Linked DNA regions of Homo sapiens: region 2 is linked to region 1. The links are chromatin loops, found by intact Hi-C in ENCODE. Cell type or tissue: psoas muscle. All regions are shown on one strand. Each heading gives the region's core, and the rest is flanking DNA. Links, peaks and the distances in the headings are about the cores only.

Evidence for each region. Peaks named below come from ENCODE experiments on the same cell type or tissue, not always from the same donor. Only the 100,000 strongest peaks of a DNase experiment are listed, where the experiment ranks them.
Region 2: it touches region 1 in a loop (2.4-fold over the local background); 7 of 110 quality-filtered maps call a loop at or near these places.

What each region holds. Positions count from the first base shown.
Region 1 is chr10:24,213,832-24,216,739 of GRCh38, forward strand. All of the region lies in intron 1 of KIAA1217, which reads left to right. Among named protein-coding and RNA genes, the nearest start is that of KIAA1217, 6.1 kb to the left of the region's middle. RefSeq lists an enhancer at 578-1,166. In psoas muscle, for the core only: no CTCF peak of the experiment used is centred there; a DNase peak (open chromatin) is centred at 1,120; H3K4me3 peaks cover 1,459 bases; H3K27ac peaks cover 2,500 bases.
Region 2 is chr10:24,291,788-24,294,695 of GRCh38, forward strand. The region is part of intron 2 of KIAA1217; the gene reads left to right. Among named protein-coding and RNA genes, the nearest start is that of MIR603, 18 kb to the left of the region's middle. RefSeq lists an enhancer at 585-1,784. In psoas muscle, for the core only: no CTCF peak of the experiment used is centred there; DNase peaks (open chromatin) are centred at 1,324 and 1,654; H3K27ac peaks cover 2,500 bases.

The sequences.
Region 1 (2,908 bases), core at 124-2,623:
CCTGGTTTCAGCTGTAATTTCTGTGCTGATTTGTATATATATTATGATAGTAACAAGGGAGCTAACCCCATCACTTTGGGATGCTGAGGCAGGAGGATCACTTGAGGCCAGGAGTTCTAGACCACCCTGGGCAACATAGTGAGACCCCATCTCTACAAAAAAAAATGTTTTTAAAGTAGCCATGCATGGTGACTATGCACCTGTAGTCCCAGCCACTCCAGATTCTGAGGCAGGAGGATCACTTGAGCCCAGGAGTTTGAGGCTGCAGTGAGCCATGATTGCATGACTGCATTCCAACCTAGGTGACAGAGCAAGACCCTGTTTCTAAAAACAAACAAAGAAAAAAAACAAGGGAGCTTGAAAACTGAGGGATGCTGTAGGATTCTGCGGCCTGCTAACCGATTATGTGTATTAATCAGATAGGCTAATTGTTGTAACCACCCTCTAATCTTGGTGGCTTTGCATGATTAAGGTTAATTGTTCACTCAGACACAGCACAGTGTGATTTCTGTGGCCAGGTGGATTTCCTGGGTGGCCGATGAGGCTCCTCCTGCCTTGTCACTATGGCATCCCCCACGGCGTTGGAGGGTTCTGCTGGATCCTTTGTATTCAACTGGCCAAAGAGTAAAGAGAGAGAGAACGTGGAAGGTTATTTGGGAGGTCTAGGGGCCCCAACAAAAGGTGGCCCACATGGCTTCTGCCCACAATACATTGACTGGAATTAGTACAAGGACCCAGTGAGATGGAGATGGCTGGAAAATGTGGTCTTCCTCTGTGTGCAGCAGAAGAGCGTTCTGGTCGAACACATAGGGCTGTCTCTGCCACGGTACACCCAGAGAGGTTGTACAACCAGACCAAACAGCAACTCCCTATGATGCTCCCTATGACAAGAGAGCTTCTCAGCACAATTGAGAAGGAGACAGCTAACCAGAAGCCACTAGAAAGAAGTGAGGGATGCCTTCCCTAAGAGTCTGTGGCCTACCTAATCTTGACCCAGGAATAGGATCTCAGGGAAGCCATCAGCACTGTTGCTGGCTCTGGAGCAGGTGTGGAATGCCTGAGTGGTGCAAGGCCCCAAATCCCTTGCTGCAGGTCAGCTGACCCAGCCAGAGTAACCCGAGTTGTGGCAAAGAAGCTGGCCTTGGCAGCGCCTGCAGTTGCCTGCCTGCCGGACTTGCAGTGCGGCTTTCTCCTTGAGGAGGCCCCATCTTCCATGAGCCTCTGCGTGTTTGGTGTCTGCCCCAGCCCCTACTTTCTATGCTTTCTTTCCAGAATGCCAAATCCTAGCCTGGGAGCTCCTTGGATTCCTGAAGAGTGTCCCTTTAGCATTTCTGCCTGCCTTGTCCTCACTTCTCCAGGGAATGTTCCAGGGATTTTGCTCGGCTTTAAGCTCCTATGTTGCTCTTTGCCCTGCTTGAAGTGAGCTCCCAGGAGGAGTTGCCCTGGGCTCTGCAGAGGCTGGGAGGGGCAGGAAAGGGAAACAGGACTGCCTTTCAGCAAGCCCAAGCCTTGCCTTCATGCTACAGCTTCATTATTTTGTTTGACAAGGATTCCCAGAATAGCGAACAGCTAGACACACCCATATTTAAATGTTAACACCAAAGCGCATTCCAAACAAGAAATCGAATTGTATTTCTGTTTTGATGACTTGGATAATCCACACTTGAGCTTTTCTCTATTCATGTGGATAATGAGGAGTTGGCCAGGCTCAGATCTCTGACAACATGGCTGTGGAATTGTGACTAAATGTCCTCTGCCTGATCCCTCTCTAGTTTGTAATCATTCTTAGTTTTTCTCCACTGAAAAGACCACATTCTCCTTAAATGGCTGGAATGGCAGAGTTGTTGCTTCTCCCCCAGGTGTGGGGCTTGACGCTTCCAAGAGCTGAGCCTTGTCGAGGAAAAGGCTCAAGTGACAGATGTGCTGAAGTGCCTTTGTGTGGAAAGTGGCGTTAGGTGGCTCTGAGTGCTGGTGACAGGAGAGCAGGTGCCTCGAGGTAGGAGGGGAGGCAGACAGGATGATAGAGCATTGGGCATTGGGTGGAAGGCACAAGGCAGGAAATTGAGACAAAAGGAAGGAGTGAGCTCCAAAGGCAATCCGATGTTTGCCAAGTGGCTGCATTGAGCCTTCTAGCCTTGCTAGTGGTTGATGCTTTTTGTACCTTTCCTCTAAATCGCATCAATCCTTGTTAAGCAACTGGAGATATTTTGGAAAAATCCACAAGAAAGAGAAAAAACAGAAAAGCAACATGAGGTGAAAAGTGCTAGGAAAAAAACAGGGGTCTGATGAGTCTAGTCCAGTAAGTCAGGGCTGCTCAAAGATTAATGTGGACTGAAGATTGGCTCTGACCCCCAAAACTCTCCCCTTCCATCTCCCTTCCCAACTCATTTCAAAGAAGAAAGAGGGTTTATTGTCCCGGCTGTCTTGAACTCTCTTGATGCTCTTTGGATGAAACAGAATAGATCATATGAGCCTGTGCAGCATAGTAAGGCAGGATGCGACTTTCTGCCGTTATTGCCGTTGGACATGCATGGATGTTTATCTGTATGGCTGTATGTGTGTATGTAGACAGATGTGTGTATGCCTGCATAAGAAATCACCTTTCCAGAGGCTCAATCCTGTTAATTCATCTAGCTGTCCTGGATAACTTAAAATATATTTTCTTAATAATGTCAAAACTAATCTTCCAATTCCACTTAAAAGTCAATAGCATTGCTGGGTGTGATGGCTCATACTTGTAATCCCGGCACTTTGGGAGGCTGAGGTGGGCAGATCACTTGAGGTCAGGGGTTCGAGACCAGCCTGGCCAACATGGTGAAACCCCATCTCTATTAGAAATACAAAAATTAGCCGGGCATGGTTGCGCACGGCTGTAATCTCAGCTACTCGGGAGGCTGAGGTACAAGAA
Region 2 (2,908 bases), core at 261-2,760, 78 kb after region 1:
CATTTCTCTTGCAGATTTTTTAGATCAATAGCTATTATTTAAATACAGGGAATCCTGAAAGTCTAAGACTAAAAAATTTGGGTTCCTTTTGTATATGTTAAATTCTCCCATATACACATGGGTCTGTAAATAAAAATAAATAGGTGGCCCCTACCCTTGCAGTTGCATAGAGAAACTAGACCCTGAAATAAAATGGAACAACATTGGAGGATTTTTGTTTAGTGGATTAAAAATTCAATAATACTTGAAAACTTTGTCCAGCTCTTCAACAGAGATATTTGGATGAGTTTTCTGGCTTTTCTAATCAGGAAAGGCTTGTTGGAGAATTAAAGGAGATATGATTGAGGAAATAAAACACAATACAAGATTTTTCTGGATTTATTATGAATAAAAAGGGACCCCAGAGGATTAAGTGGATGTAGTTTGCAGTTGAGGTTAAGTGGTCATGGCAGTTTACCGTGGACATTGTTTAACTGATGGAAAACTCCAAAAGACTGACCAAGGAATTGAAGTAGACCAATTTGGACCAATAACTTGGAGCTCAGAATTAACCACTGTATTTCTCTATTCCAAATACCCATTCCTCTTCCCTGGAACCTCAGGCTGGCCACACAAACTTTCTTGAAAATTCTTGGGGTTCTGCCTTTACAGGAAGGCCATTTGCCTCACTCATCAGAAGTATTAGAGGTTTATTCTGCACAACCATGAAGAGGTTAAAGAGAAGGGTAGGGAGGCCATGAGGGTTCTTACATTCCATCTTGAGTCAACCATCTCCTGTTACCCTCTGAAAAGTGGCAGAATTTGTCCCAGACTTTTTTTTGTTGCACTTCATATCTACTATGGAATTACATTTATAGCTAATGCATTAACTCTAAAAATGGAGAAACCCATTGCTCTGCTGTTTTCATGGTAAGGAAAAACTGCTGAGTCATGATTGACATGGGCTGTTTCAAGAGTTTCCACGGAATGAAGGTAAACGCTTAGGATATCGCAGCCTGAGTGAGAGGCACTGCAAAGTGTGGCCGCTACTTGAAGTTCTTCATGGTGAGTGGAGAGGGAATCCTGAGCGCATCCTGGATTAGAAAAAAAAAAGAAGAAAGGTGGCCTGAAATATGATCTGAGTATATCTGGAAATACGCAGACATCTAGTACTTCACTTGCAGCACTCTGTGAACCAGAAGGCCAATTTCTACATGCTACAAGCTGCACTTCAAGATGCACCCAAAATGCATGCTCGGGAAGTTGTTTTTTGTTTTTGTTTTGTTTTGTTTCTGAGACAGACTCTCCCTCTGTCGCCCAGCCAGGAGTACAGTGGCGTAATCTTGGCTGGCTGCAACCTCTGCCTCCTGGGTTCAAGCAGTTATTTTGCCTCAGCCTCCCGAGTAGCTGGGATTATAGGCATGTGCCACCATGCCCGGCTAATTTTGTTGTTGTTGTTGTTTGTTTTGTTTGTTTTTGTTTTTAGTAGAGACAGGATTTCACCACATTGGCCAGCCTGGTCTTGAACTCCTGACCTCAAGTGATCTGCCAGCGTCGGCCTCCCAAAGTGCTGGGATTACAGGCGTGAGCCACCGCGCCTGGCTGGGAAGTCTTTTTTAATGGCAATAACCAAATGAACTCTCTTGACCTTGCTGCCTCTGCAGGCACTGCCCCGCCCCGGCCCTTCCACTCTAGAGGAAAGCACCTGGCATTTAGCATCTTTACACACAGGAAACAACAGATATGCTCAGGGACTTTTCCTCTAGCTTGTAACCAGGGATGGCTGTTGGGCTTGGCAGCCGTCAGGCTGAGAGTGACTCAGCTTAAAAGGTTTCATTGTTGATATCTGCCCTGAGCATTCCCCTTTGGACTTGGAGTTCCAGGATGTCTTGTGTCTGTGCTTCAGCATCTGAAGCCCCTTGTTGCCTGTTCTTAAGGTAGACTGCATTATCAACGGTGTCTTAAATTAATAGCTTCTCTCTACTGACTATTCACTTGTCACAGCTGACATGAAGGTTCTCAGTCCTGAGTGCCTATTAATGAAGCTCACAGATAGAGTGCAGAAACCCTTTGCAAGATCTGTTTTGCCAGCTTGCTGGTGTCCTGGCATGAAGGTCTCCGACCGACGTCTTTGAAATAGTTCCTGGCCGGGTGCGGTGGCTCACGCCTGGAATCCCAGCACTTTGGGAGGCCAAGGCGGGCGGATCACGAGGTCAGGAGATGGAGACCATCCTGGCTAAGACGGGGAAACACCGTCTCTAATAAAAATAGAAAAAATAGCCGGGCGTGGTGGCAGGCGCCTGTAGTCCCAGCTACTGGGGAGGCTGAGGCGAATGGCATGAACCTGGGAGGCGGAGCTTGCAGTGAGCCGAGATAGCGCCACTGCACTCCAGCCTGGGTGACAGAGCGAGACTCCGTCTCAAAAAAAAAAAAAAAAAAAAAAAAAAGAAATAGTTCCTTTCCACGTGGAGTGGACTGGCCACCTTGGGGCTCTACATTTGCCTGCTTGGTTCAGGCAGTTCTGTCCCATTTCATGTACATTTCACTCTTTTCCCCTACTAGCTTCTCACAGTTTAAATTATCGATGTGATTGCCTACCCAGACATCTAATTCTTTCAACAGGTAGTGGTTTACAGACTCCAGTTTCTTTATGATCATCAAGACAGGGATTGAACAACTGGCACCTTCCCTGTCTGTCCATTGAGGGGCATGTGTTTGATGTGTGTGGATGCTACTTTCATTAGGCAAGTTAATGGCAGTTAGCTACGTTCACACTGAGGAGGAAATAGACCACCGTGTATGCATTTAGTAAACACCAGCGTAGTCAGTGGATCTGTTTCCTTAACAGAACATGGTTCTGCTCCACTGTACACTTCAACCAACTGCTTCAGAGCAAGCTTTTTCCTTAGAAAAGTTTTCATTTAATTAG